2 separate regions of the Mus musculus genome follow, and region 2 is linked to region 1. A link is a loop called in an ENCODE intact Hi-C map of the cell type or tissue named here. Cell type or tissue: gastrocnemius. All regions are shown on one strand. Each heading gives the region's core, and the rest is flanking DNA. Links, peaks and the distances in the headings are about the cores only. Region 1 holds the start of Znrf2 (zinc and ring finger 2). Region 2 has its middle 71 kb from the start of Nod1.

The links. Hi-C counts contacts between places; a loop is a spot of excess contacts. Peaks named below come from ENCODE experiments on the same cell type or tissue, not always from the same donor. Only the 100,000 strongest peaks of a DNase experiment are listed, where the experiment ranks them.
Region 2: a loop joins it to region 1, with 2.6 times the contacts of the local background. A loop is called at or near these places in 12 of 42 quality-filtered maps.

The regions. Positions count from the first base shown.
Region 1 is chr6:54,812,011-54,823,740 of GRCm38, forward strand. It overlaps Znrf2 (zinc and ring finger 2), which reads left to right and starts at 4,906. Exons shown (of 5, transcript NM_199143.2): 1 at 4,906-5,462. The coding sequence starts at 5,006. In gastrocnemius, for the core only: CTCF peaks have their summits at 4,822 and 5,638; DNase peaks (open chromatin) are centred at 4,616, 5,404 and 9,049; H3K4me3 peaks cover 3,544 bases; H3K27ac peaks cover 5,484 bases.
Region 2 is chr6:54,895,597-54,907,326 of GRCm38, forward strand. No RefSeq gene overlaps it. Among named protein-coding and RNA genes, the nearest start is that of Nod1, 71 kb to the right of the region's middle. In gastrocnemius, for the core only: no CTCF peak of the experiment used is centred there; no DNase peak of the experiment used is centred there; H3K27ac peaks cover 1,191 bases.

The DNA.
Region 1 (11,730 bases), core at 1,802-9,801:
CCGTTCTCCTTGGTGTTTTGGATCTTTGCCCATCGGGCCAAGCCAGCTGGACTCGGTCCCAGCCCACTCTTCCAGCTGGTTCTCAGACTTCCTTGTCTCCTCCTCTTCATTCCAGCTAGTGAAATGCTTGTAGTTCCTCAGCTGCTCACAGCTCTCCTTTGCATTCAGGCTCCTACAGCCTAGGATACCTACAGATGCAGAAGACGGCTGTCTCAAGATTGGGGCGTCACTTGTGGGATTGCATCTGTGTTTTCCACCCAACTTCCATCCTACGGCTCCAGGATGCAATTACTCTGAACTCGAGCCATCTAGGCATGGTGGCTGCAGGCCATACAGTTTTGTGGGTCCGTGATTAACTTTGTGTATCTAATGCAAAGTAAGACATTACACATGGGGAGGCAATGTTTGCTTACAAATGAAGAGATCTTCCATAGGGGTCCGGATGTCTCTTAATCTTTCTGTGTACCAGGGATGACCGTGCTCCGGGCTATGTTCCAAAACCCTTGGTTCAGACTTGGATCTCTAGAGTTCAGCCAAAGACCATCTAGCTTCTGGGAAACAGAGGGTGTGGTAAGTTGACCAGTAGCTCTTACCACCCAGTTTGCTTTCTCATTCCCTGCAAAAGGTAATCCTGCCTTGCTGACCTTACTCTTTCCCACCTGCCCTAATTTGGGGCAAAGATCATTCAGGTACCACTGCAAGGGAGCTGGCCACTTGAAGTATAGACTACTTTGACAGAAAAATGTAGAGGGCAACAAACTTGACATGGTAATAACAGTTAAGTCAGTGCTAATCCAGGGCGTGCATTAATTACTACTCCCTGCCCTTAAGATCCACAACAGGCCCTGAAAACTGGCTCAGAGCCCTGGAGAAGCACTCACTGTGGGGAGTTAAAGATACTGGAGACTAGAGCCCCTGTGCTTGGGAGGTTTATACAATCTAGGCCTTATACAGAGCTTGCCTCTACTGGGGCTTTTGGCTACCCTTGAGGGAGGGAGGTGGTACTGGGAAATGTCTTATACTACTTTTTAAATCATTCATGCATTACCATAGGGATTCGTGAAAGTAGCAGGAGGCTCAGGAGATGCTGCTTATGCGCTGGAGGAGAGAAAGCATGCATTATGTAGCAGAGAGCTATTTTTTCCTCTAAGCTCCTTTTCACTTCTATAGGCTGGGACATCCCCTTGGTACTGGGCCCACGATACTCTTTCCACTATGTCTTATACCTTTGCAATGGTATGGCCCCAGGTGTCTGTGCATGCACGCGGAGACCAGAGATCAATCCTGGTTGTCATTCACTGGGAGCCCTCCACATTATTATCATTATTACCACTATTATTGTTGTTATTATTGGTTGTTGTTGTTTTTTTTTTTTTTTCCCGAGACAGGGTCTCTCTGTGTAGCCCTGTCTGTCCTGTAACTCACTCTGTAGACCAGGCTGGCCTTGAACTCAGAGATCTGCCTGCCTCTGCCTCCCAAGTGCCCAGCTCACTTTATTTATTTATTTAGCCAGTCTCTTCACTGAGTCCTGGAGATTAGCTTACTGAATAGGGTAGGATAGCTCAGTGAGCCCCAGGAATCCTCCTATGTCCATCTCCTTGAAGACAGGATTAAAAGCCATACCCCCAAGTCTATCTTTTCTCATGGCACTGGAGTCTGAACGCTGGTCTGCATCTTTGAGTGGCAAACACTTTATAGACCAAGCCATTTCCTCAGTCTAAGATGCTGTTTTTTTTTTTTTTAATTAAAATATTGTTTGCAAGCCAAAGTGAACTGAGAGCGAAATATAATACACATATTTAATCTCTTATTAATAACATTATACTAGTCTGATAAGCAAGAACCAAGTTGTTTTTATTAGCAGGTGCTGACATTTTGTCTTAGCTATCTTTAGAAATAATAATGATTCCAAAATCTATGTTAAACATAACATAGGGCTTTGTTAACCAGCTGATTAACATGAAGCATTTTTTGACACACTGAAGCCTATTTAGGACACCAAAGACTGCTCAAAATGTTAGCTACCTCATGAAATAAAAAAAAGTTCATTTACAAAAAAAAATCCTTTAACTACAAAGATTTCAAATAACCTCTGTCTTTTCTACATACGCTTATCTGGTCAAGCCAGTATGGTGATGTATATACTAGTAATGACTACTAAACGGCTACAAATAATACTTGAAGGCTTAACAATGTACTTCAATTGTACAAAATAGTGAGATCAAGACCACTAAATTTTAGCATACTCAAAACTTTACAGTATCACAGTATGCTATAGACAACATGCATATTATTATTCCATAATAGGAAGGACGAGGAATTTGTATTTTCAAATAGACAGCGGATCTTCTGAGACTCTCGGCCACTCTGAGACTGGTCCTATGATCATGTGCACTTTAGACACTTGACAACAAACAGGCTTAGCTAAGGCAAAGGGCTTGGATTGCCCCAGTCCCAAAGTCATCACTGAATAGAATCAAGGTCTAATCCTAGCTAGACCATACTACTCTGGCGTGTGTTTACAATCCTGTCTTGATTCCTGTCCATTGCTTCTCATTAAAGAACCAATGGAGGTACCAGAGGAAGAATGCTGTCTTAAGGAACACTTAAGAGCACACCTAAGAACAAGTTTCTTACGTGTGAAGAACTGGTGGGGTGTGACAAAGCTACAGATTGTAAGTGAAGTCCCAGCTGCTTGGTAATAAAACACAGTCTTCATAGGATTACTATCTGGAGAGAGAGGAGAAGGCCCTAAGAGAAGCAGACCAAGGAAAGGACAGAGAAGAATCTCCTCCACACTGCTGCTGTCAAAGAGCAATAATGTAAGGGTACGAGTGACTTTCAAGAATCATTTTAGGGACAGCGTGGTGGCTCAAGCAAGTAAAGGCAGCAATCCCCCAGAACCTACAAGGAAGAAGAACTCCTGTGAGTTGTCCTCTGACACCACATGAGGCCATAGCTTGAGGTAGCCACATACATACATACACACGTACATACATATATACAAATAAATAAAAAGTAAAAACCCTTTTTTTAAAATAAAAGAGTGATTTTAATATGACAGGAAAACATGAATGCACTCTTTCACTGAAAAGCTACTATACTGCCATAGTCTGTTGAGTGTCTAATGAACACCTTAATGAGAGCTATGAAGCCATTGTTGCACAGCACTGTCTTCAGTCCTAGGAATGGGGTGACTGGTAACATCTGCAGGAAAAGGCATTTGACCACATGATGTAATACAGGATATATCATATGAAAGCTCAGAGGATATATCATATGAAAGCTCAGAGTAACTATATATCACGCACTATGCACATATATAAACATATATATGTAAAACTACATTTCTTCCTCATATTCTTCTCCCTTCTTCCTCTTTTTCTTCTTTCTTTCTCCCTCTTCTCATTGAGACTGGTTTTTGCTGTTTCTTAGGCTGACCTTGAATTCTAAGGTTCAAGTGATCCTCACGATTCATTCTCTCCAGAAGCTGGGCACTACAGGCCAGCCTGTTCATAAAGCCTCATTTCTCCTATTTACAAAGTCCAACTTGTGGCTGAAGCGATGGCTCAGCGGTTAGGAGCACTAGCTGTTCTTGCAGAGGAACTGGGTTTGATTCCCTGCACAGCCATGTGACATCTAACTATAACTACAGTTCCAAGGGATTGAATACCTTCGTCTGATCTTCAGTCTGGGCACCAGGCACACGTGGGGAACTTACATGCAGGCAAAACATTTATACACACACACACACAAATTAAAAACAAACAAACAAACAAACAAACAACCCTCCATTCCCTTATCTTCTGAAAGAATGTCTAGAATCACTACTTAAATGACTCACCACAAATACAAAAGCGTAAAACAGCGACAGTGCATTTTTGCAGTTTGTACAAACACACTTGCACATAGACAATGCTACCAGTACCCGCCAAATGGGAGGGTCAGAGCCTGCTAGACCAAGCACCACACACAGGAAGGCATTTAGAATCCTGTTAAGTTCCATTTAGAGAAACCCACAAGATTTTAAAGCTACTATCGCTCTGGAGATTTAACTCAAACATTCTGGGCAAGGAAGCTAAAGTCCAAAAAGGTAAAACAATTTACAGCCTGCATAATTTGGCTTGGTGTTAGGCCCGAAGGCTGGATCTCGGGAGAAGATAGTCTCTGCACCTCAGTTTTTGCTCTGCCTTTGAAGGTCAAGCTGGATTATCGTTCGTTCTTCCAATTTTTTGCTCTTCCCTTCCCCTAGCATAATTCTGATCAAGTTGGCTTCAGCCTTCCCCTTGTTTCGTTCTGTCCTTCGCTCCTGTACTGTTTTTTGTTTTAAATCGTCTTCATTGCTGAGACTGTTGTTTGCTTAATCAGTGTATACAATACCAACGAAGGTCATTATCTACCCACTCAAAGCTCCAGACACGGGATACTGCCACGAACGCCCTAGCCAGGAAAAGGTGCACTTGGTTTTCTTCAGCGCTCACAGGCCACGTGCGGCAGGAGGGGCCGCCTTCTGATTGGTGGTGGGGGAGTCTCCTGGAGGGCGGAGCCACCGGTCTGTCCATCACCACATGCTGGGCGGGGCCTGGGCGGGTCGGCCTAGTTGTAGGGCAGAGCTAGAGCAGCGGGACCCAATCTCTGCGCTTTGCCTCGATTCGGCCGCCGCTCCTCCAGTGCCGGCCGCGAGGCGACGGTTGCCGGGGCGCGCGCCGCCCGTTCCTCTTTCCCGTTGCAAGCGGCTGGCGCGCAGGGAGGCGGCCCCCAATCCGGCCGGGCGCCTCCCACTCTCCGAGCCGCCGGGGAGCCGGAGGATGGCGGCGGTGACAGCGGCCGCCCGGGAGGAGGCGGTGCGGAGGCCGCGAAGCGCGGCAGCAAGCGGCAGCGGCCCGTCGCGGCGGCCCGGCAGCGACCGCGTCCGCACGGCTACCTGAGCGGCAGCCGCGAGCTGCGTCCCGCCTCTCTCGCTTGCTCGCTCGCTCGCTCGCTCGCGGCCCGGGGCGGCGCGGACATGGGCGCCAAGCAGAGCGGCCCCGCCGCCAACGGCCGCACCCGTGCCTACTCGGGCTCGGACCTGCCCTCCGGGACCGGCAGCGGCGGCGGCGGGGCGGACGGCGCTCGGGCGGCCCGTTTCGCGGCCCCGGTGTCCGGCGCGCAGCAGCCCAGCGCCTCGGCCGGCGCGGCGGCTGCAGCGGCGGCGGCGGCCTCGGCCCCGGCAGCGCCCCGTAGCCGCTCGCTCGGCGGGGCGGTGGGCAGCGCGTCGGGCGGCCGCGCGGCGCAGTCGGCCTTCAGCATCCCCAGCGCTGGCGGCGGCGGCGGCCCGTACGGCTCACAGGACTCAGTGCACAGCAGCCCAGAGGACAGCGTCGGCGCTAGGGACCGGGACCGGCCGGCGGGCGGGGGCCCTGGCGGGCCGCGTCTGGTGATCGGCTCGCTCCCGGCCCACCTCTCCCCGCACTTGTTTGGAGGTACGGCTCCCTGCCCTGGCAGCGGCTCCCCAGCTAGGGAAGCGCACCCCCCACTCCCTCCTTGCAACGCGGTGAATGGAAGAAGTATTGTTTTAAAACAAACTGACGAAACAGCCTCGTGGTTGTAGCTTTTAGTACCAGGAAGTCAGGGGAGATCAGTGGCTGAGTGTAGTTCTGCCCCGGAGCTGAAGGGCGAGCAGTTTTAAAGGCCCAAAGCCAGAAGGGACTCACGTGGATGTTTGAGTGTTTGAAAAAAGGAAGTTATCTCTCCTTTGGATAGACTCCTAACAAAGCTGTGATCCTTGCGTCTCTGTAAATAGCCCTGCCTACTTACTGGATACTTGTTTTCTGGTTAAATGTGTTAATGCAAAGTGTTGCTTCATAACCCCCGAAACTGCTACTTTTACAGTGTGGCTAATGTCACTACTGCTTAGTTTGAAGCGGATTGTGGAAAAGTTCAAGAACAGTTATTTAAAGAGATAATCTTTATAATGATCACAACTCTACCTATAGAGGCAGTAATTGGGCAAGGTCTTTCGAAGAGCGGTGTTCACTAGAGTTAAGGAACAATTTAGAGATCAGTGATGTGCTTTTAATTAAGTTGTTTGAAACAGGAGAAAGGGTGCAGTTGATCCTGAAAATGTGAACTTAGCCGCATATTGCCACCTCCTTTCGGTATGAGACTGGTATTATACATTTACACGTAAGCACAGAATGATGTAAACTATATCCCTTCAGGTTTTTTATTTGTTTGTTTGTTTGTGTATTTTTTTGAGTCAGGTTTTCTCTGTGTAGCCTTGGCTGTCCTGGAACTCACTCTGTAGACCAGACTGGCCTCGAACTCAGAGATCCACTTGCCTCTGCCTCCCAAGTGCTGGGATTAAAGGCGTGTGTGCGACCACGCCCGGATCATCCCTTCAGTTTTAAAAACCCTTTTATTCATGTGTTTGAAACTGTAAGACATGTGGTGAAGCAGTGTTTACTGATTCCTGTTCCAAAGCAATCAGAAGCTAGTGTTGGTTCGTGAGAATGTCATGTGTAGTTTCTACCATCTTAATGGTATTTTGCACGCTTGGTATGAAAGCACCTAGCTTTTAGCTACCTTTATTATTTTTTAAGTGTTTTTATTTGTTTTGCTTGTGAGGTTCTGGGACTGTAACCTAAGTTACTGAGCTTGTTAGGCAAGCTCTTTACCACAGAGCTAACACCTAGCCTGACAAATAACTTGCTTTATGGTAAGTTCTGCAATGTCAATAATTACAGCAGTGTTTCTGAAAGTTAAAGCATTTTTTTTTTAAATCTTGTTTTTTGAGGAAAAGAATATGTCCTTAAAGTGATTTGAGGCACTGTAGTTTCCTGAGAATTGGAGAGTAATGGTACATTTAAAAAATATTTTTTTAAAATTAAGTTTCATTGAGCAGTTATCATCACAAATAGGAACAAGAAAAAGGACTAGGAAAAGTATTTCGAAGTTAATATTTTATGTACTGAATACTACTTTTATTCAGTTTTTCTCAGGGCTGATGATTCTCTCTGACTAGAGTCGTCAGTATGTATGTATGTTTTTATTTTGTTAAAGTAACTGTTTGGAGCAAGGCAGCTATCTGGCCTTCCTGCTATTCCTAAAAAACTGGCAAGACCTATTTGCCAAGTGTTGGAATGCAAACCTTTTTTTAAAAGCTAATTCTTGTAGCTTTGCTCATCCAGATCTCTGAGGTTGAGGCTTAAAGTCATCAATTGTGTGGAATGGTTTCAACTTTTTCCTCCAGTTCATTAAGAACTATCACAGACATGTATTATTCTTGGGACATTTGAGAAAAGTAATCATTTATGTGAGAAACTTCAGTTGACAAAGGCCTAAAGAGGATCAGAAATGACCTTACTTGAGAAGGGATCAAACTTGTGGTGACCTTAAACTATTTACAAACAGTGAAGTCCATCCTTAGGGGCTTTAATTATGAGACTTGTGTGTGTATGTCGGTGGGTGGAGTCACGAGGAAAGCTAACTGAAGCACGTTTCTAGTCCTCCTGAGGTGGAGGGGGCATGATGTGCTGCCTTAAGGAATCAGACTTGATTCTTTACATTAATTTCACTTTACTATGTTTTATACCAGTGCGTTTATTCAGTTACAGGAAAGGTTGGGCATATGCAGTGTTTATTGAGTTATGAATTGTTAGGGCATACATAATGGACTCCAACTGAAAATTGAGAAAGTATTTCTAAATCAACAGAAAGTACTTATTATAACTCTATAAAGCACTAATGTCTATACTGTTTCTTAACTAGAAAGTATGCTACTAAAAATACAAGAATCGTTCCTTGTAGACCCTCAATGCTATATATTGAAAGAGAAAACGTAAGCTGTCACTCTTTACACTGTTTTCCGTTCAGCAGTATAGCCAGTAGATTTGTAAGCTTCTCTGTGGCACTGAGTTCCCACACTGAGCCAGGTTTTCTGTGATGATTGTTGCTGTCTGCTCTCTGGTTTGGCTGCACACATTCTTTATTTTCTCTAGAGAATTAAGTGACTGGAAGGGAGGTGAGTGACCAGATGTTTCAGCTTGTAGCCATTGAGTTCTCATGGAGATTAGGAGATAATTAGAATCTGTGTGGAGTTTTTAGAGCAAGCAGGGCTGTCTTGTTTTCATTTACTCCTAGACTGCTGAGGTGAATACTGTATATACAGTGAACACAAGTCGTCCCCCCCCCATACCGATAATATTCTGGTTCTAGATTTGTTTTTAAACTGGTCTCTAAGAGCATTGTTGACATTTGAAAGCCTTGATATCTTAAAGAGGATTTGTTTGACTTTATTTTTTGCCTATATTTTCCCACTACATTGCTGATGTTCATAAAATCTATTAATAGGAGTGGTAAAATAGTCTTTTCTGATGTAGCTGTCAAAGGAGGTGAGTTAGACTGTTAAAATGCCCCAGTGAATGAAGATTATTTCTAGAGAAATCCTATGGACTTGAGTAATGTATCTGGGTCTGGTAGTAAGATTCCACAGTGAGTTACTTTAAGACATTGAACCAGCAGTTCCTTCCTTGCTTTTGGCTGCTTAATTGTCTTGAGCTTATTTGGGTGTGGCGTGCCTGGGAGGAGTTAAGCAGCCTGTAATTCAGGTGTCTCCTGTTATTTATATTGAAAAAAACCCTGAGCCATCATTTAAAATTGAGTGTGTTAAGTAAGATTTGTATTCCTAGGAAGATTTATTTAAATTAATTTTCAGCACAGATGTGAAGTTTTATGGAGTTGTTCTCAGTCACTACTTAGAATAATTACACAATATTTGAATTTTGGAGATTATAGTTAATCTGCTCTCCATTTTGGATTTTCCTTTACACAGTTGATGATTTTCTTGGGGAGGGGCAGAAGTTGCTTGGTGATGTGAAAGGGAAGCCATGCTGGTAACAACCACTTCTGCTGTCCCTGCCAAGGGATTTGGATGGTGAATATTTCTCACTTGTAAACTCCGTCTATCTTTGAAGACCACAGGTGATAGCTTATGTTGCTTGCAGAAGTGTGGCTTCCGGCCTGGATGGTCCTGCTTTGGAAATTGTTTGGAAGTAACCTTGAGGTTGGAGGAGTGGGATGAATTGCCCAGGGCGACCCTTTGAGAGCCTTCTGTTGTATGCTCACATGGAAAGCCTGCCTGCTGGACTCTCTTCTGCTTGGTTGCTTTGCCTGGTACCCAGTAAGTAGGATCTTATTGCTGTTTGTCCACCGATCTCTTACTCATCTTGTGCATAATTTTCCCTGGCTATACATACAATCTGGGATGTGGGCAAATGGGCTGAGAGGAAAGAGTTCATCGACTGCTTTATGTAGCAAAGACATTTTTTGGATTTACTTTCTTATATAAATACTCCTAAGCATTTTTAAATGCAAGTTTGTTCAAATTCTGTAGGTTCTGAACCGTTTCTAAACATTAACATGTTTAGAAATTGGAGAAACCATGGTACTTTGTGTTAACAAAAGGTTCAGAAAAAACCTTCTATGTTGTAAGAGTCCTATGTTGCTTGTTAGTAGAGTATTAGAAATACAGCTATTTGATGCAGTACATGTTCATCAATATCTGTAGGTCAGGAGTCTGGGCACAGCTTAGTGGGCCAGGGTGTTGGTGTGGGCACTGGGGCTGTTGCTTGCTCTCACCTGAGGAGGATCTGCCTGCAGATTCCTTCAGGTGGATTAGCATAATTTATTTCTTTGTGGTGGTTAGGTTCACAGTGCCTGACTCTTCTCCCCACTCCTAATTCTTAGTGGAGGCATTGTAGAATAATGTGTTTTGGTGTGACATTTCCTTTCCTCTCTCCTTTCTTTCCTTCTCTCCCTCCTTCCCTCTTCCTCCTCCTCTTTTTGCTTTTGTTTGTTTGGTTGGTTTTTGAGACAGGGTTTCTCTGTGTATCCCCAGCTGTCCTGGAACTCACTCTGTAGACCAGGCTGGCCTTGAACTCACAAGAGATCTGCCTGTCTGCTCCCTAGTGCTGGGATTAAAGGCGTGCGCCACCACTGCCTGGCAGGTGACATTGTCATACATTGTTTACTTTGGTCCTATTCACTCTGCCATCAACCTCTCCTGTCCTGTCTCATTCATCCTCCCAAATAGTTTCATCCTCTTTTAAAATCTGGATTTCAAAACCATGAAGTATTCATGTTAAATCTGGCTTACTTCATTTAACAATTACTCTCCATTTCTGCCCATTTTCTGAAAATGATATGTCACTTTAAAAGATTTTATTTCATGAATGTGAGTATTTTGATTGCTCGTATGTCTTGCACATGTTTGTGCCTGCTGCATAAGGAATTCATAAGAGGATGTCAGATCCCCTGAAATTCAAAATTGTGAGCCAGAAGTTGGGAGCTGTGGTGTGGATATTAGGACCTGAACCCCTCTGCAAGAGGAACAAGTGCTCTTAACCACTGGCTCCTATCTCCAGCCTCCTAGTTGCATTCTTTATGGCTGAGAGAACCAACCCCACTGTCGGTGCATTAAGTCATATTTTACTCATTTATTGAAGGAGTCCTCGACTAGTTCTATGACTTAGCAATCTTGAACAAGGTCACTGGGAACGTGGATGTGCAGTTTATCCCTGGGATACACTGACTTAGATTTGTTTGGGTATGTTCCCAAGGGCAGTGTTGCTGGTTCATAGGGCAGTTCTATTTTTAGTGTTCTGAGGAACTTTCCTACTGACTTCCGTAGTGGCTTGTTAGCTTTAGTCCTAACAGAGGAGACCATATTTATTCTATCTCAGGCTGAGTGCATCACCTTTACCATATCATTTAGTGTATCTAGGCCTGGGCTACACTCAAGGGGGAGGGAAAGGTTTAAACACTAGAAAGTGGGAATTAAAAGTGGTTATTCTAAAATCTGTTTATCACATTGAGTATAGACTTAAATTGATCAGCTTAACATATAACTTAACTTAACCTCACTTTCTAAAAGTGTGGTCATTTATGTGGCAGGTGTAATAAGTGATTGTGATGGTTTGTATATCCTTGGACCAGGGAGTGGCACCATCTGAAGGTGTGGCTTGTTGGAATAGGTGTGACCTGGTTGGAATGGGTGTGTCACTGTGGGTGTGTGCTTAAGATCCTCACCCTAGTTGCCTGGAAGGCCTGGAAGTCAGTCTTCCACTAGCAGCCTTTGGATGAAGACATAGAACTCTCAGCTCCTCCTGCACCATGCCTGCCTGGATACTGCCATGCTCCCTCTTTGATGATAATGGACTGAACCTCTGAACCTGTAAGCCAGCCCCAATTAAATGTTGTTTTTTATAAGACTTGCCTTGGTCATGGTGTCTGTTCACAGCAGTAAAACCCTAACTAAGACAGAAGTTGGTACCAGGAGTGGGGTATTGCTATGCTAGGCCTGACCATGCTTTTATTTGAAAGAATGTGGATTTTGGGACTTTGGATTTGGAAAGCAGTGGAATGCTTTAAATGGGGCTTAATGGGTCATCCTAGTAGGAATATGGAAGATTTTGTTGCTGGGAGTGATTTGAACTGTGTTGACCTGGCCCAAGAGATTTCAAAGGAGAAGAATTTCAGAATGTGGCATAAAGACTGGTTTTGTGGTATTTTGGTGAAGAATGTGGCTACTTTTTGCCCTTGTCTGAAAAGTTTGCCTGAGGCTAAGTGAAGAGACTTGGATTAATTGCATTGACAAAAGAAGTTTCAAAAAAGCCCAGCAGAGACTTTGTTCTCTGGTTAAGTCTTAATGAAGAGAAGTTTGAACAAGCATAGCAAGCTTAGAAAGGAAAA
Region 2 (11,730 bases), core at 2,068-10,067, 84 kb after region 1:
TGTCCATCCACCCGTGGCAACACCACAGCAGGTTTTCTTCGGAGGACAGGAAGCATTATATCACAGGCCTATGGAAACGGTAGAAACTTAACCCTGAGAATATCCCTCGATGACAAAAGGCCCCAAGTCTAGATATTCCACATAAAATGCTTTAAAACTTTTCTTCAGTACTTAATATAAAACTTAAAATTCTGTCAAATAGTGCTTTAATACCACTAGTAATATTTTCTGTGAGCTCTTAAATTCACTGTTTTATGGAATACAAATAGAATTCAGACAAAAATACCGTTCCAAAAAAGTAAATTTGAATTTTAAGTATTTCTGATTTACTTGGTCCTTTATTTAGGAGCTGAGTGACCAGGACATTAACTGAACAGTGGCTATGAAGTGTTGGCCATAGTGTAACACTACTTCAGGAAAATGCCAAAGAACTAAAGAGCTGCCTTTGGTAGCTCATTAATGCCTGGTGTGTATAGTGTTAGGCCAGGTGTAGTGACAGACACCTTCAGTCTCAACACTCTGGGGGCAGAGACAGTTTGAGATGAGCTTAGTCTACATAGCCAATTCCAGACCTCATCCCGCTCCACCCCCACCCCCACCCCCTGAAAAAAAGTCTCAATGCTAAAGCTATTTACTACGCAGATCCTCTATATCAAGGATGGCAAAAAGCATATAGTCCACCTGTTGCTAGAACACAAAAGCCACAGACTACCCTAGACTATCCAGATACACAGAGCCAGCTTATCGTGTCATTACTTTGACAGTCCCCCACTGATAGATTACTAGCCTGTTTTCATCATTGGAATTTAGAACTGGGCCTCTTCAGTGCTCAGCAGTTAAGTAACCATTGGTTGTCCTAGAAAGCACAGGTTCAGGTAGCTCTACCTCGGGAATCTTTAATATATGATCATTTTGTGCCTGGACATTTCTGAAGTCTTGTGAAGATTCTGACCACATTTGGAGTTGGTTTGGTGTAACACCTGCCTGTTGGCAGCTCTTACCCTGTATTGGAACTAGGTAGAAACAGTGTCACCTTTATCACCAAAAGGAACTGAAGAAACGGAAAATTCAGGCCCTCGGGTGCATTCATGGACAACTCTGGCCTTACTGTGGCTGCAGCTTTTGGAGGTGATGGGCACACAGGAGCTGAAGGGCTTATGAAGTCTGATCAACCCAAGTTGGATGTGCGCCTGTTTTAGATACATCACCTGTCTCAGCTTCTGCCTGAGCATTTTCTTAACCTCAGCCTGTGCAGCCAAGCTCTTCCCAGCTCTTCTGTCTGCTGTTCTTCCGTTTGGTCATACTTCTCATGCTGAATGAAGACTGCTCATGGTGATGTCATAAATCCTTCCCCTCTTGGGTTAACTGACTGGCTAGGGCTCTGACTTTGATTTTGTACAGCCAAGCTTAGTGCATTCACATTCCTCTGAGCCTTTTTTTTTTTTTTTTTTTTTGCCTCCAGAGCTTGGCACTCAGACCAAGTCCTTTTGCTTTCAGACTTTTGTCTTCATATTTAATAAACTCAGCTTTGACCCTCAGGACTGAATGCCCTCAGGACCTCTGTCCCTTCATCCTGAAGCAGTGACTCCAGTGTTATCAGCTGTCAAAAGCAACCAGAACACAGGCACTTACCAGGAATGAGGAGCAGAGTAGTCAAAGCTAGCATCCATAGCTGGCCTACCAGCACACACCCACAGCCCCAGCACTTAGACATAGATGCAGGGGAATCAGTAGTTTTAAGGTCATCCTTTCTACATAGCCGGAGGCCAGCTTGAGCTATACCAGACCCTGTCTCCCCCACCCCACCCCACCCCACCCCCCAAATAGTCCAGTGAGATGGAAAAGCTGCCTCAGTACGCCTAATTCATAGATGACTCTTCAGCTCTCATCCTTCAGAGGAGTGTGTAAGGCTGTATTGATAGGGGATAGATAAGGAGTTGATATTCACTATAACAAGCATTAGAAAAAAATAGGGCATGGTTGCATAAGCTATAATTTCCACACTCAGAAATCTAAGGATGGTTGCTGTGAGACTGCCCTCAGTTCCGTAGTAAATGCCAGGCCAGCTAAAGACATGACAAGACTATCTCGGCAACAGAGGTTTGAAACTGTCCTCAGGTTTTGGAGGGGGTGAGGGACGGTTGTTGCATAGGACAGTGGCCTTGTATATTGAACCAAACGGATGTACTAGTGAGAACCCATGAGAACCCCGTGGGTGCAGGTGCAGGAGAGGGAGTCAGGTTTACTGGCCCTGTTTCCTCATCAGGTGTAATGGCGTGTCCTAATGAAGCTATTTCTTATGTATAACAGAGATACTGATGGGAGACCCCACCTAAGGAGTTGGACAGAAATGGCACCTTCGTGGCTTATCTCCACAACCAAAACAGAACATTTCCATCACCCAAGTCCCCTCAGGTCACTTGAGTCAATTCCCATCCATCAATCCTCAGCCCTAAGCCACTCTTGCTGGGTATTAGATGAAAGCAGTTAGTCTGGCTTTTGGGGGGAGGAGGGGTGTGATTTCACTCAGCATGCTTCTGTGGAAAACATCCATGTTGTTACTTGAGTCAGTTCTCTTCAGAGAGCAGTAGTTTGTTACATGAATATATCCTTTGGTGTGGGCGTCAGCTGTTTTTAGTTTGGGATATTATGAATGAAATGCTTATGAACATTTATATACAATGAGTGTGAACGTATAACTTCATTTCTCTTCAATAAATACTGGTGGTTAAAAATTACTGAGTTGTGTGGTACTTAATGTCATAAGATACTACCAAACCATAGCAAAGCGACCGTTGTGTCCCACTTCCCACCAGCATCATACCTCATTAGTGCATGCTTGGGATCCAACATTCAAGAGGTGAAGGCTGGTAGATGAGGAGTTCGGGGCCAGCCTCAGTTACATACCAGGTTAGAGGCCTGTAGTACATGAGGTCATTTCTCCTTCTACTCCTTCCCGGCCTGAGGACCTCTGACCATCATGCTTTCTGTAGATCTGCCAATCAGTTTAGCCCATGTCAGTGAACGCCAATGGATACCTTAGATGTCACCCATATTTAGTACAGTGTAGTCATTCTTATTTTAGTGAATAGTGTGTGTTGCTATGACACATTTTATCTGTCCACTAGTTGGAAGAAAATTTTATCATTTCTGCTTTTGTGGATGGCTGTTTTGAAGAATACTGCTTTGAACATCTACCCTCTGGTCTTTCTATGGATTGGTTTCTAGTAGGTATTGAAGAGTGGAATTGCTGGGTTGTGTGCATGCAGTTCCCTCCCTCTGTTGGTCTCATCACCCAGAACTTTAGATTCCTGGCTGTACTGTTTCCTGCTCCAACCAGTCAGGCCCTTGCCCTTGGGCGGTGAGTGCATTGGCTTCTGATTTTGTGCCCCTTAAATCAACAGTGTCCAACCCTGACTGACACCTGTGTTTCACTCAAGTCTCAATGTTCACTCCCTGTCTGTTTGGTCCTCCCATACTAAGTTGCTTCAGAACCTGCTCTGTTGTGCCTTTTCATCAGTTTCCAAGGCTTGTCAATGCTTGGTGGGGTGACAGTTGGTAGACTTGTGTGGTCTTTGGGCTGTTCAGTTTTAATTGGCTCTTCTGTCTTACTAAATCTTACAGGGAGTACAAATCTTTTATTAGATCACTTGTAAAACGCTAGTCTATGGTTTGTAGTGGGTTTGGTCTAATGCTGCTTGTATTATGTTAATTTGGGTCCCCAAAATTGTACCAAAATCCCCACATCGACTCGTAAGACACTGAGGGACCCTGCCTCCAGTTGGTTTTGATTGGTAAATAAAGTTGCCAGCAGTCAGTGGCTGGGCAGGGTAGACAGAGTTAAGACTTTTAAGATTCAGGGCAAGGGATCAAGGAAGGAGGAAGAAAGAGGGAGATCGGCCATGCCAGGAAAGGGTGGAGGAGAGGTGATGCCAGGCCAGAGAAGGTGTGGGACAGAGCTTAGCTGCCATGTAGGAGCCAGGGGAGAGTGTCCCCAACTGAGTCCAGGGCAGCAATGATGGAATATAGATTTTAGTAAGTAATAACTTGGGAATATCAGAGGAAGGTGGATTAGCCACTTGGAGGTTTGGCAGTAGCCCAGCCATTGAGCTGTTTAAGGCATATCAAAATATAAAGGCTGAGTGTTGTGTGTCTTTTATTCAGGATCCCAGAATTGGGGTGAGTGTCGAATGAGCCACCAAAGGCGCTGGGATCTATTCAAGTAATAATTGGGTACTGCTACCATGGCTAGTGTTAGTGGGGTACTCACCGGAGAAGACGCTAGGACATGGCTTTAAGCCAATAGTATTAGCCAGCTACACTGGCTATTCAGGATTTCAGTGTAGCACTGAGCCTTTCTTGGGGTGAGCTTTTGCACCCACAAAACATGAACTGGGTTGACATCAGTTAACAAGAACAGTTTTACAGAAGGTAAAAAGCAAGGTTAATACATTTTGAGACTTTCCCAAAACTATGTGGACTTTGATGGATTAGGCCTTTGTGTTAGTTTTGGCAGGTAGTGCTGTCTACATGCTGAGTGTTACAGCCTGAATGCCACTTCCATCATGGAGTCAGTTGTGCGAAGGTCCAGGGACCCATAAAGCTCTGTTACAGCTAGTCTCAATGTAATATTAAATTAAAATGTAATCTTTTAATGCCATCAATTAATTTTGTTCTTTTCCTAACTTCCTGCTTTTTGTCCTAAGAAATTCTTGTCTAATACAAAACCATAGGGTTTTTGGTTTGTTTTGGATTGGGTTTTTTTTTTTGGAGTGGGGAGGCGTTTTTTGTTTTTTTCTTCTGTAGCTCTTATATTTAGGTCTGTGGTGCAGTTGGAATCGGTTGTATACTGTGTGACAGTAAGGGTGTAGATTTGTGTTTCTCCATATGGCACTCTAGCTTGTTCCAGATGATCTGTTATTTTTTTTTTTTTTAAGTCTCTCTTTTTTTTGATTTATTTATTTATTATATGTAAGTACACTGTAGCTGTCTTCAGACACTCCAGAAGAGGGCATCAGATCTTGTTACAGATGGTTGTGAGCCACCATGTGGTTGCTGGGATTTGAACTCCAGACCTTCAGAAGAGCAGTCAGGTGCTCTTACCCACTGAGCCATCTCGCCAGCCCCAGATGATCTGTTATGATGAATGTATTCTCTGTGGAACTAATTTGATATCTTCACTGAAGATCAGTTTTTGTCTTTTTGTCTTTTTGTCCCCTGTGGTCTGCTGTGCTCATGTTAATGTGTTCTTGGCTTGATTGCTGTTGAGTTATGCTGACTCTAAAGCCATCACCTTAAGTTTTTAAGTTTTTGCTAGGAATAGAATTATGAATTGTGTTTTCTGTTTGCTCTGTGTTCTTCCAGTACTTCAAAGTTTCTAACAACTCTATTCTCTTTCATCTTAACAGTACCATATAGGAGTGCATATAAAACTCACCATCTGCAAGTGTGCATGACATGTTTTGGTCTATCCACAAAGTCATGCAACTGTTTTCATCATGACTATCCCAGAAACCCTGTCTCTGTACCAGAACTTCCACCTCCCTATTTCCTGACAGCATTTTATGGTAGGTAATACTTCCATATGTTGCACAAGAGATTCTCTTTACAGAAACCACCTTGGATAGTGAGGACCAGAAGTATCTGCCTTTCCAAGGAGCCACTCTGTCCTTGAGTCCAAAGGGTGTAGTAAGGTCCTGCAGCACTGGCCTGAGCTGGTAGGCATCAAATAGACTTTGTGTTTAGGAGATGTAACAGTGCTGTGTGGTGGAGGGCATGTAAACATCTGGCCAGAGAGTGAACTTCTGGCTCTCAGTCATGTCCACAGACCCCTTTGCACTTCCTCCATGCAGAGCTTCATGGAGCTGCAAGACGGCCCTAGGCCACCTCCAGGTTTGGCACTTTTTTCTGTACTCATGGCCACCCAATAGGTTCTCTCCTATCCCCTCTTCTCTTCCACACAAAGTGTTTTCTCGTCTTGGGGTGTTTGAGAATCCTAAAGTGAAGAGAAATGTTTCAACTTAGAGTGAGCCAGGTTTATACCAGAGCTATGGAGGCAGAGACAAGTAGATCCCTGGAGGTCACTTGGCCAGCCTGAAGAGCCCAATAGGAAAGCCAGGCCAATGAAAGACCCTGACTGAAAACAAGGTGGGAATGTCTCATAAGGTTAGCACCCATGTGTATTCATATAGATGTCCACCACATACATGTGGCACACACACATACAGAGAGAGAGGAAATAAAAGGTTTAATTCATTTCATACTTCCACATTCTAGCCCATCACTGAGGGCATTCAAGGGAAGAACTGATGCAGAGGTCATGAAGGGATGCTGCTTACTGGATTGCTCCTCATAGCTTACTCGGCCTGCTTTCTTATACAACCATCTGCTCAGAGGTGATACCAACTACAGTGAGCTGGTCCCTCCCACATTCATCATTAACCAAGAAAATGCTCCCACAGACTTGCCTACAGGACAATCTGATGGGGGCATTTTCTCAATTGAGGTACCTCTTCCTAGATGATTCTAACTTGTGTCAGGTTGATGAAAAACCAACCAGAACAATAGCTTTAATAATTTATCCTTTGTTTCCAAATAAGTTTTTCTACCTGCAAAATGATGGACATTTGTTATAGGAATTTTTGAAAATGCAGGGAAGGCACAAAGAAAAAATATCGATTGTGTTCCCCCTTTTCAATCTGCCAGAGATTTGTTTCCTGCTAATTTCTCAGTATTTTTCCAGACTCTTTTCTGTGCATATATATTCTTGGAATTATAAATAGTATTTTGTAATCATTTCATCCCATTTATCATTTTTTGTATAGCATTTCATTACATAATTGTGCCATAATATTAGATAGTATTAATATTTTATAATCCCATTTGATAATAAATATTTAGCAGTGCCATGGTTGAGTAACTCCTCTAAATTTTGTAAATGTCTTATATAAGACTAAAATGAATTTTTTTCTAAAGTTGATGGGTCAAGCTAACAATCACTGCTGTTCCTCCACTGAGCCCAATCCTGTGTCTCAATGCCAAAGCTTAAGTCCTTAGCATGACCTAAAGGCTCCATAACACACAGGCATGAACACACCCCTCCCACTTCCTTCTCTAGCCCTTCTGTCACCTGCCCTCACTTGCCTTCCTGTTATGGGCTCTTCTGCCTATAACACTTCCTCCTCAGCATCCTTGTTTGGTTTGGCATGATTGTCACCTAATGGAGACACTCTTTAACCATCCAATGAAAACACCAAACATCGCCAGGCACGTAGTTGTCACTCAGTAAGCTAAACAATAGTAATACCAACATTGGCCTTGTGAAAGGAGAGGCTGTGGTATAAGAGAAACTACTGTTTTGGATGCTCAAGCAACCTTTCATGTAGTTTTATTCAACTAATATTTGATCCAGGATTTTTTTACACTACCCATATGAAATGTCATCTGATCTATAGTTTTTCATTGTTGCATTCTTTTTTGTTTTTGTTGCTAGAAAATTGGGCAGGAGGTGCTCATTAAGAGCCTTGGGAACTGTTCCTTGGTTTATTTTAAAAGTTTAAACAGACTACTAGAAATGTCCTTCTGTGTACTGGTTAGCCTACATGTCACAGATTGTGCCTTGCCTGAAAAGAGGCCATGCCAAGATATGAATCAGACTATTCTGGGAGTGTGCGTGAGATTTATTACAGCAGGTATGGGCCAGTTTCTTCTCTTGGGAGGCAGGGAGAGTTCCTGGGGGTGGTAGCTAGTGTCTGCAAATGGAGGTAGAGAGTCTCAGAAGCAAGCAGATGAGCCTCGTAGTGTATGTGTTCCCACGCCAGCAGCTCGTGCTACAGTAGTTTCAAAAGAAGGATTTTGTGAATTTGAGGTTAGGCTGTGTGCTTGTTTTCTTTCTGTAGCTGTGATAAGAAACCCAACAAAAGTGTGTTAGGAAAGAAGGGGTTTATTTCAACTTACAATTTCAGTTACAGCCAGTCACTGTGGGCAAGTCAAGGCAAGAACTTCAAACAGCTAGTTACATCCCAGCTATGGTCGAGAGCAGCTCCCCAGTGCAGGGGTTCCGGGAATGTGCAGCCATGCCCTCGCTTCTGTGCACGCACAGGTGCTAGGGATCCTATCATCCTTCTGATTGACCTTTATAGTTGATTAGACTTTATGAATGTTTGAAAAATATGTGCGATTTTTAATGTTTACTTAGCTACAGATAAGTAACATTCCTTAATTATTTGCTGTATATTATGTTTTGTAATCTGTTGTCTTATTCCATGTAATTATCATTCATCTCTTTTGACTTTTTTAAAAGATTTATTTGTTCCATATATTTGAGTACATTGTTCCTCTCTTCAGACACACCAGAAGAGGGCATCAGACAAGCCATCATGTGGTTGCTGGGAATTGAACTCAGGACCTCTGGAAGAGCAGTCAGTGCTCTTGACCCCTGAGCCATTTCTCCAGCCCCCCTTTGACTTTTAAAGACTGTTCCATGTTAACAGATGCCTGTCGTTTCAGATCTGGAAGCTGAGGTAGGTTTGAGAGTCTGAGGCCTACTTGGGCTATACAGTGAGATCCTGTCTCTAAAAGAAAAAAAAAATTAGCCCAAAATTTACCTACTTTATTCATTTATGGCCAATATATGTTGCTGCCTAGCTGTCTGGGTAGAGTCAATATCTTCACTAATGTAACAATGTTTTATGGTCTTCTAATTATTTCTGCTGTGTAGCAAAGCACCTCAGACTTAGTGATTTCAGTGACAGTGGTCTTTGTGTTATTTCCACATTGGGCTACAGGCTGCTTGCTCATCTTTTCTCCTTGCACTTCAGTTGGAGCTGGGTGATGTACAGGTTCAGGTGGGAGTTGCCTGAGCCTTCACTCTTGTCTGCTGGTTGATGTTGGTGGTCAGTGTGAACCTCACTCAGCGGGATTTCTTTGCCAGAACACCTACTGTGAAGATTACTGGTATTAACTTGATAGACTCTAGAATCACTTCTGGGTGGCATGCCTCCGGGGAAATACCTTGATTATGTTCATCGATGAAGGAAGACCCACTCACTGTGGGCAGCACCACTCCTTGGCTGGGATCCTGGACTACATATGTAAAGAAAAGAAAGGGCTGAACAGCAGCAAGAACTAAGTCCCCTCTGTTCCTGACTGTGAGGCTCTGTGCCCAGCTGTCACAAATCCTGCTACCTTGATTCCTCAGTCATGAGAGACTATAACTCAGACCTGTCAGCCAAAATGAACCCTTCCACCCTTAATCTCCTTGTTAGAGCATTTTATCACAGCAAAGAGAAAAGAAACTAAGACATGTCCCAGTAACGTCTGAGTGGCAGCTTCCTAACTGCAGAGACTGTGCTCAGTGAGGTTCTCCCAAGAGAACAAGGCAACAGTGCTTGGGTTTTATGCTCTCAGCTCACAAGTCACACACAGTCACTTCCACTCTATCAGGTTAGTGGCAAGGACACAAAGGTCCTCCTAGGTTCACAGGAGGAAGACAGCCCACCAAACAAGAAGGGGTGTACAGAGTTAACCTATTAACAAAGCATGTGAGGTGGGGTAGATCAGGGACCCTCTTTGAACATGTCAGGTAGGGTGGAACATTGCCTCTCGTTACAGCTATAAGGTAGGTAGACCAGTTATCCCTCTTTGGAAAGGACAGTTGAACATACCTAAAAATTGAAAATGAGTTAGTTACAACAGCATGATGCATGTATTAAGGTTGATTGGCAAGGAAATGAAGAGGCCTGCTCTACATAGTTAATTCTAAACACACACACACACTAAGTCATAGTACTAAGTACTATGTCAGAGCCAAGAAATTCTTACTTCCCACATCCCTGATTTTTCCTTTCCAACATTATCTCTGTCTTTCCCCTGGTCTTACATCCTTTGATGCTGCCAATTCATACAGCAGGTTACAAACTGTGCACACCTGGAGTGTCATCAAGAGAAACTGAAGCTTTGCCTCATTCTGCACAGTGGGACAGATGCTTGAAGTTCTAGCCATCTGGTCAGGTACATTCCATCTGCAGCGACCATCCTGAAGGCTTTTTGTCTCCTTCCCAAACAGATGGGTCCATAGTTTTTGTAGCTCTTTCTGTGACCAGTTCTCCCTGGGCTCTGCCAGATCTGTAATACTTAAAAGAAAATACCGCCATATAGCTCCGCCTTTTTTGAATGGTAGCCACAAGGAGAGATGTGTGTTCCAGCAATCAATATCCTGGGGACAGGTGTGGTGGGTTCCTCAGCCCTGTCAAGGTCCTGATTTCTGCAGATTATGCCACCAGCGTGAGAGAAGCTTTTGCTATACGTAAGTTGTTTCATCCTCACGAGTCTGTTTCTTTCAAGGGTCATTCATCCTTACTGTGTTTGGACTACTTCATTTACCCTTTACTGGGGTAACAAAGTACTCTGAAATTTTAGTGCCTTCAAACCACAACCAGTCGTAATTGGCTCCTGATTATGTAGGTCAGAAATCTGGGCTCTCTCATATACTTGTTTGTGCAGTTACAACTCCATGGATCCAGAGTCTAGCTGTTCTGTAGCTCCTTGGCAGGTGCTGGCTGCTGGCTGGACCACATGCTTCTAGCTTGCTTGCCTGAGCTCGTTCATGTGATAGTGGAAGAGTTCCCAGGAGCAAGAGAGGACAAGCCCTGCTCTGCAAATACTTACGGAGCTGCTCTGGCTTAATGCGCACAACTGCTCCATAGCCCTGACACATCACACAGGCTAGAGGGATACAGGATTTATGGGGCCATTTCCTGCTACAATCTATTGTGCATGTGACAAGTATACAAAGTAGGCACTTGGTTCACATTTGCATAGCAGCTTAATTGCACATTTGGTCATAAAGTCCAGATGTAAGGCTGTTTTCATATCCTCCTGAATCAATTGAAAATGTTTCAGAGGGAGGGCAGGAGTGGGTAAGTACTATGTCATAGACACAATCTTATACTTAAACATGTCATACAGGAGTCTCACTATATAGCCGCGGTCTGGTTTTGAAGTTTTGATCCTGCTTCAGCCTCTGAGTAAGATGGGGTTGTAGATGTATGTATACCTCAGTGTCCCACTTCCGAATCAACTGAATCAGTAGTGGGCATAATAAAGGTCCAGTTATCTTTTAATTACTTTTTCAGGTCTGGGTATGAGACTAAGCTATTTACCAATTATCATGGTTGGGGTGTGGCTTTCCTCCCAACCCCGTGGAAGGTGGAGCTGTCACGAAGTTCAGGCCCTTTAAGAGTCGAGGTCCACGAGGAGATCCATAGGTCACTGGGACACACCCTTGGAAAGGGTTAGGATGGGTCTCATTGGATTCCTGAGTTATTTCTCAAAAGAAGGTTATAAAGTTGGGTGTGAAAGTGCATGCCTGAGATTCAAAAGTAGAGGCTGGAAAGTCTAGCATTCAAGGTCATTCTTAACTACAGTGGGAGTTGCTTGAGTAGCTTGAGGCCAGCCTGGGATACTTGGGAGCCTATTTCAAACAAAAAACCAAGCAAAACTTTGCAATGAGAGAAGCCTGGCTATTGGGAGGGGATGGGAACTTAGCAAGAAGAATGTAGGTGAAAAAGATGAGTCTTGGCTACATTATGTACCCAACCCCTTCCCCCTCCTCTGTCACCATAAGGTGAACAGCTGCACCCCTAGAAATGTTCTGCTTCGGGTGCCCAGAAACAGGCTCCAGGACCATGAATTCCAACTGTGAGCCAAAAGAAACCTCCCCTCCTATGT